Regions from separate parts of the Mus musculus genome. Here region 2 is linked to region 1. A link is a loop called in an ENCODE intact Hi-C map of the cell type or tissue named here. Cell type or tissue: left cerebral cortex. All regions are shown on one strand.

Evidence for each region. Peaks named below come from ENCODE experiments on the same cell type or tissue, not always from the same donor. Only the 100,000 strongest peaks of a DNase experiment are listed, where the experiment ranks them.
Region 2: it touches region 1 in a loop (2.0-fold over the local background); 3 of 42 quality-filtered maps call a loop at or near these places.

Annotation. Positions count from the first base shown.
Region 1 is chr9:106,786,160-106,794,159 of GRCm38, forward strand. It overlaps Rad54l2 (RAD54 like 2 (S. cerevisiae)), which reads right to left and starts at 3,054. Exons shown (of 22, transcript NM_030730.2): 1 at 2,821-3,054. In left cerebral cortex, a CTCF peak has its summit at 3,024; DNase peaks (open chromatin) are centred at 2,069, 2,273 and 3,064; H3K4me3 peaks cover 1,952 bases; H3K27ac peaks cover 1,246 bases.
Region 2 is chr9:106,728,349-106,736,348 of GRCm38, forward strand. All of the region lies in intron 2 of Rad54l2 (RAD54 like 2 (S. cerevisiae)), which reads right to left. Among named protein-coding and RNA genes, the nearest start is that of Tex264, 46 kb to the left of the region's middle. In left cerebral cortex, CTCF peaks have their summits at 1,878 (motif pointing left), 3,422 (motif pointing left) and 4,574 (motif pointing right); a DNase peak (open chromatin) is centred at 2,557.

The sequences.
Region 1 (8,000 bases):
TGAGCTACAGTTTGAGATCCTGTCTCAAAAAACAAATGCAGAGCTGGGCATTGCAGCACATGTCTTTAAGCCCAGCACTTGAAGACAGAGGCAAGTAGATTTCTGTGAATTTGAGGCCACCTTGTTATAGATAGTGAATTCCAAGCCTGTCTCAAAAAGGAGTTTTAAAAAGAACTACAGGCTGGATGGATGGCTCAGCAGTTAGGAGTACTGCTCTTGAAGGGGACCTGAACCCACTTCACAATTCACAACTGCCTGTAACTCTAGCTCCCGGAAGATTAACACCTCTAGCCTCCACACACACCCTCACATGCATACATGTCCATATCCACATATGTGCAAATTTAAAATAATAATGGGCCAGGCGTGGTGGCGCACACCTTTGATCCCAGGCAGAGGCAGGCGAATTTCTGAATTCAAGGCCAGCCTGGTCTACAAAGTGAGTTCCAGGAGAGCCAGGGCTATACAGAGAAACCCTGTATAACCATATATAAAACCATAAATAAATAAATAAATAAATAAATAAATAAATAAATAAATAAATAAATAAATAAATAAAATAATAATAATAATGGTAATAAAATCTTTTTTTTTTTTTTGAGACAGGATTTCTCTATGTAACAAACAGCCCTGGCTGTTCTGGAACTCACTTTGTAGACTAGGGGGGCCTCAAATTCACAGAGATTGTGGGGCAGTGGTAGCGCAAGCCTTTAATTCCAGCACTTGGGAGGCAGAGTCAGGTGGATTTCTGAGTTCAAGGCCAGCCTGGTCTACAGAGTGAGTTCCAGGACAGCCAGGGCTACACAGAGAAACCCTGTGTACCACCATGGCCTGGCAATTAATAATTTAAGAAATTATTCTTAAATTTAAGGGAAAAAACCCCTAGAATTAGAACTAGCAGTACAGGACTGGAGAGATGGCTCACCGGTGAAGAGCACTGACTGCTCTTCCAGTGGTCCTGAGTTCAATTCCCAGCAGCCACATGGTGGCTCACAACCATCATAATACCCTCTTTTTGTGTGTCTGAAGACAGCTACAGTGTACTCATATAAATAAATTAAATAAATCTTTAAAAAGAAGAAGGAGGAGGAGGAGGAGGAGAACAACAACAACAACAACAACTATCAGTACAGGCACACAAAGAACTACTTATTTCACTTCTCACTTGACAATACTAGCTTGCAACTAGGTAATAAATACATCCTATACACTCAAGATAAATTCAGATGGTGCACTGATCCTGATATGGCTTTGTTCATATAGCTTTCCCTTTAATATATATAAAGAACCAACTTCTGCCTGCAAAGTGCATGCAGAGCTCTGGTGTGTGGCTATAAGAATCAGAGCTGGAGTTTACACACTGCCTCTAGAACAGAATCACTCAACACAATTAATATTTGTAGTGAAGATAAAATCCTGTGAGAGCAAGGATGCTGAGATGATAACGACAAAGATTTAGCAGATTCAATGTAATCACTTCATGGCAGTAAGAGATAATGAAACTTCATGAATTTAGGGGTCTAAAGAGCTTTGAGCAGCAGAAATTATAAAGATTTTTTTTCACATCCTCCTCTATAGTTACATATATTAAAATATACCAAAAAAAAAAAAGTTAGTGAAGCCTTTTACATTAGTTTGGGCTTAGAAGAATTGTACTGAAAGCTCCAAGAATTACAACATACTATGGGGTCTAGGTTTGTGGATCATTACAAACAATAGCCACAGTGCTAAAAACAAAATATGAGTCACAATTCAAAAAAGAGGGCAAAGGGGGAAAAAATGAACAGAGAAAAGCTTTAAAGTCAAATACCATTAAGAAATTTGTTACTTAAATGACTGCCGGCGACAGCCACCACACTGACTTTGGAGTAAGAAGGAAAGGTCCACACTGTCCTCTCCTCTAGAACAAATTCATTAAGCCCCCCCAAATACCCATTCCAGCTTCAAAGTCCAGGCATCAACAGTCAGCCACATCCGCCAGCAAGAGCAGTAATCTAACAGATCTGAGTCACACACTCCCCCGCAGTAAGAGGTCATTCTCTAGCAGGAAGCCCACTCTGCAAAGTGCTCTTGTTCTACTCCCAGACAGCCACCATGACCCACATAAAGCCAATTCTTCGACCCCAGAAGCTGCCGGCCATCTTCTCCCTCCCTCCCCAGCTCGCATCGGCCTTTTCCTAACCCAATGCAGCTAACACTACTCCTGTGACAAGTTTCCTACCTGAGAACCACTCTTAACTCGGATACATCTTAGCCGTGAAGGATCCATCTAGCTCCTAGCTCAACTCTTTTGTGCCCAACTAAGCTCGTGCCTTTCCAGGAACTACTCACCAATTACCTCAGAGAAGCTAAACTCTCCATGCCTCTTCTCCCCAAACCCGACTCAGCCTAACAAATTCTCAGACGGCCCGAGGGAGTTCAGAGACCCACACCTATGTCCACTAGGGACCAAGCCACAGGGGTCCCTAAAATTCGAACCACAATCCCTCTCCCTCAAACCACGGCACGGTTTGCCGGTGTTATAATATAACATCAGGAGCGCATAGCCACTGTAGTTCAGTCTCGGTAATTACGACTGCCTTCCTTGACAACGAAATCCCAAAATATCAAGCCACTGAAGTCCCGGGTGGATGCCAAGACCCCCTCCAAGCCTACAGTCACTGGAGTTTCCCAGGTCGGACGCAGCTCCCCCCAAGGCCCAAGCCGCCAGGAGTAGCTTGCTACCCCAGGCTGCTGCACGCCGGGGACTCTGGCCGCGTCCCCATTGTTGCGGGTCCCAGCGGCCCCGGCAGGGAGTAAGGGGACCGCAGGGGCTCTCACCTCCCGTGCCACGGATCCGGGCCGCACCGGACCGGGCTGGGCCGTAGGACCTCGCGTTCTGCCGCACCCTCTTGGACAGTGTCTGCGGCGGCGGGAGCCGGAGAAGCGGCTGAGGCGGGAAGCAGCCAGCCAGGCCCGGGCGCCGCAGGCTGGCTCTGGCCGAGGGTCGGTCTTCTCCGGCGGCGGCGCTCTCAGCCTCCGCTCGCGGTCCGCGCCAGAAAGCTTCCCCCTCCCGGCCCTCTCACCCGGCCACCCGGGCGGGAACACAAGCCACCCGCAGCAAAGTTCCGCTGTGAGTCCTGTTGTTCTTTCCCAGGGAAAGACACTAAACGGCGATTCTTGGGTGAGTAAGGTGTATTTACTACAGAGGACCTTTTCATGAATAAGTGAGACTAAAAAAATAAAATAAGAAATAAAACAAAATCGAAAACAAAAACAATCCCATGCTAGAACCTGCCTGGAACTGGTAGAGCCAACTGAATGGATTTTACTAACTACCAAAAACACACACTTATCAGTACAAATGAGCCTGAGCTCCTACACTTCTCAATTTGGTATTACGTCAAAACATACCGGGAACGAGATAGTGCGGATATGAGGTGTAAATTCGTTGAGGGTGCTGTCAAAAGTCAATGCTACTACAGCTGTAGCTTCCAACAAAAGTTGTTCTTCCTTGAATTGATGCATGCCATTGTAATTCTCGGTCTTCCTCCCTTCCTCCCTACCTGTCCGTGGTTCCTGTTGACTGCAGCTGTCTCCAGAAAACTAGCAGAGGCGACGGCCGAGTTGGGAGGGGGGAGTACTGCGGAGGGGGGATCGCACTCAAACGTAGGTTTCTCCCTGAAGTTGGAGATTGTTATGCTCCACTTTCTTATGAGCTGTATTGTTGTCTCTTTCCACTACATTACCTTGGCTCTCCACCCGCAACCCCCACCACCGCCAAAGTGAATATGAGCGAAAGATGAAAATATTGGGTATGTGGGTCTGGTTTTTTTTTTTTTTAAGTTTTTTTTGTTTGTTAGGTTCATTATTGGTTTTTGTTGTTGTTGTTTTGGTTTTTCGAGACAGGGTTTCTCAGAAATCCACCTGCCTCTACCTCTCAAGTTCTTGAATTAAAGGCATGTGGCACCAGTCCAGTTATTAGAACCATCTCTCAAATTACAAAAGTTTAAATATGTACAGATAATAGCCCTATAAATGACCAGAGGGACAAAAATGAGACCAGAGACTCTAAAGGAGCCTTACTTATTATCTCTCTTCACATAAGTGAGCTTATATGAAGAACTTATTTCTCTTTCATAACTGAGCTTGGAGTAACAGGAGCCAACAATGGCTCCCCGCCCTCCCCCACCGCCGTCCCGTTCCCCCCTCCCTCCCCGTGATAGAAGTTTCTTCTATTCTTTCCTCTCAGGAAGCCACTGTTCTGAAACATATAGATGGCTATTGATGGCTCTTCATTCAAATAAACTTAAAAGAGCTGGGCAGTGGTGGCGCACGCCTTTAATCCCAGCACTTGGGAGGCAGAGGCAGGTGGATTTCTGAGTTTGAGGCCAGCCTGGTCTACAGAGTGAGTTCCAGGACAGCCAGGGCTACATAGAGAAACCCTGTCTCAAAAAACCAACTCCCCCCCCCCAAAAGAGCTGGTCTTCCTTGCTAATAGTCAAGTGGATCTATTTTTGAAAGTTTTCTTTGTTTTCCTCGTGAAATTAAAAACGGATTAGGCTTTTTGGAAATTCAAATTGAACCTAGAAGGCAACAGTAGGAGAAGCCCTAATTTAAGGCTAGCCATTGAGAGAGAGAGAGAGAGAGAGAGAGAGAGAGAGAGAGAGAAAGGCATAAAAAGAGAGGGGAGAGGGCAGGAATGAGGAGAGGGGAGGGGGAGAGGAACGGGGAGGGTAGAGAGGAGAGAAGAAGGCAGGGGAGGGGTCGAGGGGAGGGGAGAGAGAGGGAAGGGAGAAAGAGTTAGAGAGGAAGGGAGGGAAGGAGAGGAAAGGAGGAAGACAGGAGACTGGAGGGGAATGTGGTATCTGCCAGAGGTGTCAGGCACTGCCAATACAATACGCCTGCCGGAGAAGGCAGGGCAAAGTCCAGGAGTCCACAACCAGACCAGAAGGGGAAAATAGGATCTGGGACAAATGCAGTGGTTCCCAGTCTCCTCTCTCTGAGTACCAGTGCACTGCCAGTGTTCTACCTGGAGAGAAAGTCAAGAACTGGGGTCCTTGCCGACGCTTCCCCTCAGGGCATCTGCACACCGGTCAGGAAGGGGAAAGTGGAACCAGAGATTCACTCAAGAGCAAGTGCGCAGTACTGGAGGGGCAGGAGAAAAAAAAAAAAAAAAAAGGCCTTCAGGAGTCTTAATGTCACAGCTCATTTAGGCAAAGGCCTTCCCTGAAACGATCTCTAATGAAGCAGATTTCTGAGACCATCCTTGCTTGTTTGTATTGCTTAACTGGGGATGAGTGTAGATGCATACACCTTATCTGGGTGAACCAGGGATTATATACTTTTGGGGGAAGGGGCGTGAGAACATCCAGGAGGGGAAGGTCACTGGCTGAAGGCTAAGGCTATCCAGATATCTCATCAGCAAGGAGTACTCCAGGTGCTAAGCTAAGTGGCTGAGTGCCCGCGGTCCTCTCAGATGGTGGTCTCACGAGCAGTCAGTGGAGGTTGGGAGTGGGCAGCTCCACTCTTACCATCTCAGACGTCTGAGATACTCAGGCTTTGAGCACACCCTGCTTCACAAGTCCTAATGCCAGTCTGGTAGCATAGTCCCACACACCCTACAGGAGAGGGGAGGGGAAGGGAGGACAGGGGAGAGGAGAGGAGGGTAGGAAAGAGAAGAAAGAAGGGGAGGGGCAAAAGAGAAGGGGAGAGAGAGTTTGGCTTTCATTGCTATGAATTCACACCTGGGGGGCGGGACTTTGCCTGTATTTTGCCCAACCCCAATCCAAGTAGTGCCTCGACCAGCTAGACTTCTGGCCCACCCTCACTTCTGAATGCCAAAGCCATTGTCTCTCTGAAACATGGTTTCAAAGTAACAGAGAATTGTTTTATTTTTTCAACAGCCATCCCATGTAGTGAGAGTTTTGGTTTCTTTCTTTCTTTCTTTCTTTCTTTCTTTCTTTCTTTCTTTCTTTCTTTCTTTCTTTCTTTCTTTCTTTCTTTCTTTCCTTCTTAAAGATTTTTTAAAAATATTATTTATTTATTATTATTTATAAAAGTACACTGTAGCTGTCTTCAGACAACACCAGAAGAGGGCATCAGATCCCATTACAGATAGTTGTGAGCCACCATGTGGTTGCTGGGAATTGAACTCCAGACCTTTCTTAACCAATGAGCTATTTCTCCAGCTTGAGTTTTGGTTTCTTAAAAACAACAACAAAAAAAAACAAATAAACAAAAAACTCCCAGCTATGTTATATGAATATGTTTGTGTTTAAATCCCAACTGTGGGATATAGGGATGCTTCTGTTTGTCCACAGTCCTTAACTATGATGCTCTTGGGGAGGGGGAGGGTCGTGGGTTTTGCCAGCCATAGATAGTTTAATTCTGGGAACACTGGAGAAGGTGTAAATGCCAGAGCCCCAGAAGGTTAGAAATTCAAAAGCCCTGAGATGGCCTGTGGCAGGCAGGTACTGCCGCCCACTGGTGTTGTGCTCACTATTGCTAAGTTGCTCGATATTCCAAAGATGAAGACTTGCCTTGCCACATGGTCAGCAGGAAGTGGCCTATAGAGGTCTATGCCCCTTTCCCTTCTAACCTTCTTTCTCTCTTACCTAGTTAGTGTTGGGGGATTGGAAGAAATTAGGTTGGAATGAGGATTGGAAGGGAGGTAGATACATAAGAATCCAATAAAATAATAAAATAAATGTGCCATTGATCCTATTCTTGAGTTTTATTGTGGTACTTTTTTTAGGGATGTGGGAGGTCTTAGTACGTTGCCTAGGCTGGTGTGGAACTTGTGAGTGGAAGCATTCCTTCTTCCTGAGTTCCTCAAGTAGCTGGGACTACTGGTATACCATCTGCACCACCATGCCCAGCAAAACACGATCGGTTTCCTCTATAACAGTGGCTTTTGCTTTCCATGCTGGAGATCAATCCTAGAGCTACTGTGTATGCTACAGAAGCAACCTTGCCTATGAGCTACACCCCCAGCCCAAGGACTACCCCTGCCCCATCTTCTAGCTGCATACATTTCATATCACCCAGATTATAGTCTCCTGGGAGATGGCCTGGAATGAGAGTGGGATTATAGTGTTCCCTGTTCTACAGCTAGTTACCTGCTACTGACCTTACTCTGAACAACGCACTAGATGGTGGGAAGACGGCATGCCAGGCAAAGCTTTATGTATCCTATAGATGGTATTCCTTTAATCCTTAAATCAACATAGTTAAAAGTATAGACCATCCCACCCCAAAGACGGAAAATTAAGCTGTAGGGTTAAAAGAGGGGTGGAGTGTAGATGTGCCTGAGTTCAGAGCACATGCTTATAACCATGTCCCAAAACAAAGAAAGCACTCTGTCCAAAAGTTTTTTTTTTTTTTTTTAGAATTTTAATTTATAAAATGTGGCAAACAGAAATCTGTCCCCAGAGTTGGGGTTAGTGGTTCATGCCTGTTACCCCAGGAGGATGAGACAGGAGGATCACTAATTTGAGGCTAGTTACACGAGATTATAAATTTGAGACCAGCCTGCGTTATATAGCAAGACTGTATCACAAAAGTGGAGGACAGAAAAGGGAAATCTGTCTATGCTGGCTAATTTGATGTCAACAAGTTACAACAGTCATCTGAAAGGAGGGAACCTCAATTGAGAAAATAGTTCCATAAGACTGGTCCACAAAGGGACTTCCAGGACATCCAGGGCCACATAGAGAAACTCTATCTCAAGGGAAAATGAAAAAGTGCAGGTTAAGCAAGCCAGGAAATGCAAGCCAGTAAGAACCACTCCATGGCTTCTACATCAGCTCCAGCCTCCCAATTCCTGCCCTGTTTGATTGGCTTCCATGACTTATTTCCATGATGAAAAAAGAAGTGGAATTGTAAACCAATAAACCCTTTCCTCCCCTAATTGCTTTAGTCATAGTGTTATAGTGTTTCATCCCAGCAATAGAAACCCTACGACTCTGTATCACCTTGGTCTTCACTCAGCAGTTATGATTCCTCATTTGCATTTATTT
Region 2 (8,000 bases), 58 kb before region 1:
AGTGAAATACAAGTTAAAAAACAAACTTCCATAAGACGAGATCAAAGTGATTTTTACAAGGGTCTACAGAGCGAGTTCCAGGACAGCCAAGGGTACACAGAGAAACCCTGCCCCAGCCCTGAGAGGGAGGGAGAGAGGGAGGACTGGCAGGGCGGTTCATGCCTGTAGCACAGCTCTGAGGAGGCCGAGGTGGATGATCACTGAGTTCAAGGCCAGACAGACCAGACTACAGAGTGACTTCTAGGTTTTCCTGAGCTATAATAATATAAGGTGAGACCTTACCTCCCCCCCCCCAAAATTTTTTTACAATAATAAAGATATTCAAGCATACATAATATATGCTATTTAAAATTTTAATTCTTTTGTGTACATATAATTATATTTGTGAAAATTTAAACATATTTGCACATTGAAGTATATATGCTTGTTTATTTTTACATAAAGAATAAAATCTTGGGCCAAGGAGATGACTCGGTGGATAAAGTATGAGGAACCAAGTTTAGATTCCCAATACCCACCTAAAAACCAGACATGGCAGCATGTACCTACATAGTCAAGAGACGTGCCCCAGGAACTTGCTGGCCAACCAGCCAGCCTAGCTGAGATCTAGGTTCAGTGAGAACAATAAAGAAGTCACTTAAAGTTGACCTCCAGTCTCTACACATGTATGGAAATAGTAGTAAATGGTATAAAATGTAGAGCATCTTAAATGGGTTTCAGAGTTGATCAATAAAATTTAATTTTATAATCAATGCTGAGAATACATGTGTACAAACGTATAACACAGGGTAGCAGAGACAGGTTTATAGTCAGTTCAGAAGTTGTTGGATATTCTGTCTTAATCCCAATCAAATTTTTGCTTAGCATTTCCCCCAAAGCCAGCCAACATTCCAGTATGGAAGAACGACCAGCTGTGACTCCCCACCCCTAGTTGAAGAGCTATTGACAATTGAAGGTTTCTAAGAGGGAGAGTCAGGATTGGGGGTTTGCTGTTGTTTTAATTTATTGTGTATAGGTACTCTGCTTGCCTATATGTCTGTGAACAGTGTGCATGCCTGAAGATGCCAGGAGAAGGCATCAGATCCCCTAGAACTAATATTACCAACAGCTATGAGCTGCTATATGGGTGAAGGAATTGAACCTTGGTCCTCTAGAAGAGCAGCAATGTTCTTATCCACAGAGCCATCTCTCTAGACTACTGTCATTTTTAAGGGCCATGTTCCTGGAAGATGTGCCCAAACGCCAGTGGTTGGCCCCACACCTGTGAGTATACAGCCAAAATAAATTGGACTTGGAGAACCTGGCAATGGTGGTAAACATCTTTAATCCTAGTACTTGAGAGGCAGGCAGGTGGATTTTTCTGTAGCCAGACTGGTCTATAGAGCACACACACACACACACACACACACACACACACACACACACACACACGAAAAATAGACCTGGAAGGTTAAAATTTTAAAAAGACAAAGTTAGGAGAGCATGAGGGAATAGGGTTGGATCTGGGAGTAGTTAAAGGAGGGGACTGGGTGTGAATATGATCAAAATACATAGTATCCATGTATGACATTTTCAAAGAATTGATAAAAATAAATTTCCAAAATAATTGTTCCTTTTCTATTTCGCTGTAAGTCCCATCACTACTCCTAGCCTTTAATGGTGACCTCACCTTTTATAAATTTTATAACAAGTTTAAAGATAAATGATTCATTACATTTTTTAAAATCTCATTATGTAACTTAGGATGAACTTGAACTCCTGATTCTCCTGTCTCTACTTCCTGAATGTTGGGATTACAGGTGTGCACCGTAAACCATATATTTTTTTAATGGTACTACCATCCAAAGATATACTGAATTTGATTAGATCTGATGCCCTCTTCTGGTGTGCCTGAAGATAGCTACAGTGTTCTTACATATAATAATAAATAAATCTTAAAAAAAAAAAAAGAAAAGAAAGTAAAGTTTACGTCTGTCACATCAGAATAAAAACAAAAGGGAGTGGTGGAGAAGGAACACACGATGACATGTTCTGCTGCCACTGAGTAACACATGAAGACATGTCCTGCTGCCACTAAGTAACACATGAAGACATGGCCTGCTGCCACTAAGTTACACACAATGACATGGCTTGCTGCCACTGAGTAACACACGATGACATGGCCTGCTGCCACTAAGTAACACACAATGACATGGCCTGCTGCCACTAAGTAACACACAATGACATGGCCTGCTGCCACTGAGTAACACATGAAGACATGGCCTGCTGCCACTGAGTAACACACGAAGACATGGCCTGCTGCCACTAAGTAACACACGATGACATGGCCTGCTGCCTTGAAGCCTGTTGAGTTAAATCCCAGGACTCACACAATGCAAGAACAGAAGCAACTCCTACAACTTGTCCTCAGACTTCTACATAGGTGCGTACACTTCCCACACGCACACATCAAGTAAATAGCCATATGCTGCTACAGAGCCCCAGTCAAGCATTGAAACGGCAATTGAAACCACTGAAGCTCACAGGGAGCTAGACTGTCAACACTAGGAGACAGTTTCCTACTGGAGCACAGAAAGCTGCAAGTCCAAGTGAGGGAGCCCAGGAGTCTGCAACGGCAAGACCGGGCTATCCGTGCACACACCAAGCTGGACTTAGAAGACAGGGGCAGCAGAAAAGCAGAAAACCCTAACATTTAACAGAGCTGGGGAAGCAGTGGGAGTTTGGGAGCTGCAGAGCTGTCCGATCTCCTTAGCACCTCATTAGCACCCCTACAGCACAGCTGAGGCTATAGGAAGCTCTCCCTTAGGAATAACTGCCCGAGTAAGTCCTAGGCTAGTCCTTCCCCAGTCCTTTTTTTTAAAGTTTAAACCCAAAGATTCTCAAACTAAGGTGATCAATCAACAACTGAACTGCTTGTTCAAATTAGAATGAACAGTCTTCTGAGAAAAAAAGATTAGAACTGCATGATAAAATGTGTACAAAGGAATTTTTGTTATTATTTGAGACTAGGGCCCTCTCTCTCTAGAGAACAGGCTAGCTACCCTTAAACTCAAGGCATCCTCCTGCCTTACCTTCCCAAATTCTAGGATTACAGAGTAAGCCACTATATCCAACCAAATCTTTAAAATTCACTAGATATGCAAATAAGCATAAAATAAGATCTATGGTAAAAAAAAAAATGTAGTGTGCCTGTAGCCCCAGCTACCCAGGAGGCTGAGACAGGAGAATCATTTCAGCCTAGAAATTCAAAACTATCTTTGAAAATAATGAGATGTCATCATAAAAAGTAGAGAAGTGGGGCTGAAGAGATGGCTCGGCAGTTAAGAGCACCAACTGGTCTTCCAAAGGTCCTGAGTTCAAATCCAAGCAACCACATGGTGGCTCACAACCATCCGTAACAAGATCTGATGCCCTCTTCTGGTATGTATGAAAATAGCTACAGTGTACTTACATATAATAAATAAATCTAAGAAAGAAAGAAAGAAAGAAAGAAAGAAAGAAAGAAAGAAAGAAAGAAAGAAAGAAGAGAAGAGAAGAGAAGAGAAGAGAAGAGAAGAGAAGAGAAGAGAAGAGAAGAGAAGAGAAGAGAAGAGAAGAGAAGAGAAGAGAAGAGAAGAGAAGAGAAGTCCTGTATAGTGGTGAATGCCTGCGATCCAGCATTGTGGAGGTAAAGACAGAAGATTAATAGTTGAAGGCCAATCTCAGCTACAAAGTGAGCTTGAGACCAATCTGAGCTACATGAGACCCTACAAAATTACAAAGAAAAGAAACTTTAATGGGCAAGAATGTTAGTCAGCCAGTTAGGACCTTCCTGAAGCCAAAAACAGAGCAATAATAAATATTTCTAAACTCTTTGGTTTTAGGAGTGATTTAAGACCAGCCTGGGCTATATAGGAATATGAAGTAATAAAATAAAAGTAATTTAAAAAATAAAATAAAAGAACCCTGGTGATGGTGGCACATGCCTTTAATCTCAGCACTTGGGAGGCAGAGGCAGGTGGATCTGTGTAAATTCAATCTGGTCTACAGGGCAAGTTCCAATACACCTAGGACTACACCCTGTCTGGAAAACAACAGAAACTAGAACAAGCATAGAAGGCATCGTAGCACATGCCTGAACTTCCCAGCACTCAGGTGTTGTCAGAGGAATCAGAAATTCAAGGTCATTCTTGGTAACAAAGAATTTGAGACCAAAACAAAACCAAGAGTTGATTTTACAAACACTCCCTTCTTCAAGCCCCACCAGGCCCCCACCAGTCCCACCCTGGCTAAAATGAACCCTCCTTCCACTAACAGGGTTCAGGCCTATCTTTTATTGTCTACACAATTCTTACCAAAACATGGAGGGATTCTGTACATTTATTTTGGGGGAGTACCACTACATGTGGAAGTCAGAGGTCAATTTGTGGGAGTTGGTTTTCTCTCTCCATCATGAGTCCCAGATATCAAATTCAGGTTGTTAGGTCTCCTAGACCCAAAATTATTTGAGGGAGTCTCTAGTAAGGGACTGCCTAGATCAAACTGGCCAGTAACCATGTCTGTGGGGCCTTTTCTTGTATATGAGTACATTGTAGCCATCTTCAGGCACACCAGAAGAGGGCATCAGATCTCATTGTTGATGGTTGTGAGCTACCATGTGGTTGCTAGAATTTGAACTCAGAGACTTCAGAAGAGAAATCGTGCTCTTAACCTCTGAGCCATCTCCCCAGCCCCTGTGGGGCCTTTCCTTGACTGATGATTGATGTGGGACAACACCATCTCTGGGCAAGAGAGCCTGAGTTGTAGCCTGAGTTAACCAAGAGCTGTCTAATTAGACTTAAGGCCCATTTAACAGGAGAGAATTCATGCTTGATACTGTAAATCTAGCCAACTATACTCATGGCTAGAACAGTCATGGAAAAGTCATAGACACTAGAGGAGAGCTTACTACTGCCACTTTCTTAAACCAATATCATTTCTGTTTTCTAAGTGTCTATCCTTATATCAACAAATCAGAGGATCTCTCACCACCAGGCAGGTTGGCACACATGTTTAGTCCCAGCACTTAGGAGTCAGAGGCAGGCAGATCTCTGAGTTTGAGGCCACTCTGGTTTACAGAGCAGGCCAGCCAGGGCTACAGAGAAACCCTGTATGGAAAAACAAAACGAAACAAAACAAAATAAAAATTGCCAGGAGGTGGTGGTGCATGCCTTTAATCAGAGGTAGAAGCAGATGGTTCTCAGAGATCAAGGCCACTCTGGTCTACAGAGTGAGTTCCAGGACAGCCAGGGCTACACAAAAAAGAGACTCTTATTTTTTCATCACAGAAGCATCTATTTGCAACATACAGACACTAGAGATTCCAACTGGTCAAAATGCAGAATATGACGTGCTCAATAATCCCAACTGACACATCTGCACTGCAATCTCTAGCCCTAAAGGTCAGGGAAAACAGTGAAAAGGGGGGCAAGGAAGATTCTAAGACCCAGAGGCCAAGGGTGTTTGTTGATAGATCATGTCCCCTAGACATGACAAGGAAAATATACCCATGAACTCTCAAAACTAGAGTTGCCAGAATCAGACCTGTAAAAAGACAACACTAATTGACATGCCAGTGCAGACAGGGGAAATTTCACGTGGCTCTACCCAGATGAGAACAGCTCAAGAAGTCACTAGATACTGAAAGCAGGAGAATCAGATGCCTCCAGGGCCACACCCCCACACAGGATCCAACCCTAAGTGATCAACCTTGAAGCATAAATATACAAACAAAGCTAAATAGACTACATAGGTTACATATACACATATGCACACATACATACATGCATATAGACAAGTATGTGTATATCTACATAATGTAGATATATGCACATATCTATATACATGTAACAATAATAATTAAAGAAGAGATCATGAATTTAGTGGAGAGCACTGAAGGAACTGGAAGGGAAATGAGAAAGGTGAGTGATTTAGAAGCAGTGCCCAGTTATGAAATTCTCATACAAACAAACAAACAAAATCAAAAATTTCAACGTGTAAAAAAGTAAATTCACTGTATAATATCTTGCTAATCTACTGTGATGTTGTGGTCCATGTTTTCTAGAAGTTAGAGCAATGTTCATAATCATAAAACATATATTTGGCTCATTGTAGACATTTGTTGCCACTTTTTGTATAATGTTAGTAGTTATTTGAAAAAATAGTAAAATATTTGATGTTGCAATTTAATACACACACAGTGATCTACAGCCAAGTTTTGCAAAGAAAGCAAAAAAAAGCAATTTTATGTCATAAGATGAATAACTGAAGATTAATGAACTGAATATATTATTTTAAAAACAAATAAATATAAATAAGTCTTGCAGCAGCAGACGCCTGCCATGGTGAGGCATGTCTTTAATTCCCATACTCTGAAGAGGTAGAGGCAGAGGCAAATAGGTCTCTGTAAGTTCAAGGCCAGCCCAGTCTACATAGATAGTTCCTGACCAGCTAGGGCCACAAAACTGAGATACTATATCATAACACAACTTTTTTTTTTTTAAAGATTTATTTATTTATTATATGAAAGTACATTGTAGCTGTCTTCAGACACTTCAGAAGAGGGAGTCAGATCTCGTGTACGGATGGTTGTGAGCCACCATGTGGTTGCTGGGATTTGAACTCTGGACCTTCGGAAGAGCAGTCGGGTGCTCTTACCCACTGAGCCATCTCACCAGCCCCATAACACAACTTTTTAAATAAAAAGGTAAAACAAGAAATTAGGGGGCAAAGGCCCAATGCTAACTCTTTTTTGTTTGTTTGTTTTGTTTTGTTTGTTTTTTTTCGAGACAGGGTTTCTCTGTGTAGCCCTGGCTGTCCTGGAACTCACTTTGTAGACCAGGCTGGCCTCGAACTCAGAAATCCGCCTGCCTCTGCTTCCCAAGTGCTGGGATTAAAGGCGTGCCCCACCACCGCCCGGCTCCCAATGCCAACTCTTACAACTCAAGAAACAACTTAAGACAAGAAGTAGTCGTCCTGTAGATTCAGCCCTCAGAGAGGAACTAATACAGATTCTTTGTAAATGTTCCCAAAGTTTCACAGGTTGCCTCAGCCTCAGCACCAGTGCCTCTTGGGTCTGCCAGTACCCTGGTTTGGAGCTGTCCTACGCACTGCAGTGTGTCCGATGACCTCCCTACTTCTACCCACAGCAGGACTACTCCTCCAGCTGCAACAACCAGCAGAGTCTGTGAGACATTGCTAAACATTCCCTCAAGACCCAAGTCACTCCCTGTGAGCTTTAACAGAATCCAGGCTAAAAATAGTAAAGAATCATTTGTAAACAGAACAGATCTTTTCAGCCCAGTGGCAAAGAGATTTAATTGACTCTATCCAATACCATCATAAAGATTTTTTTGTGGCCAAATACCAGCATTCTGGAAACTGAAGAACTGCCAGGAGCTTGGTACCATCCTGGATAGATAGGTACTGGGCTATCTTGGCATAAAGCCCCTGTCTCAACAAAAAAGGCTGCCAATGAGAAAGATCAGTGGGAAGAAAGGGCAATTGCCACTGAGCCTGACTACTGAATTTTATCTACGTCTTCGTGTCTTCTGACCTCTATACACAATGCCACAATGTACATACCCACAAATACTTTACACACAACCCAAACAAAATAAACTTTTTTTTTTTAAGAAAAAGAAGAGTTTTGCATGCCAGTAGAAAACTGGGTCCATCAGCACTCCTTTGTGGATGAAGAAAGGGATCACAAGGCCCCACCCCTCCCTGAAGAGCTATAGGTAATTAATTGTTGCTGAGGGTCTAGGAGGTATATTTCTCAGTGATATAACCACTAACTAGTATGTCACCCTTGCTAAGTAAAAGTCCCCACCAGACATGTGTGGTAGCGCATGCTTTTAATCCCAGGACTTGGGGAGACAGAGGCATGTAGATCTCTGTGACTTCAAGGCCAGCCTGGTCTCCACAGTAAATCCCAAGATAGTAAAGACTAAATATGAGACTTCAGGATTTATACCCTAGCC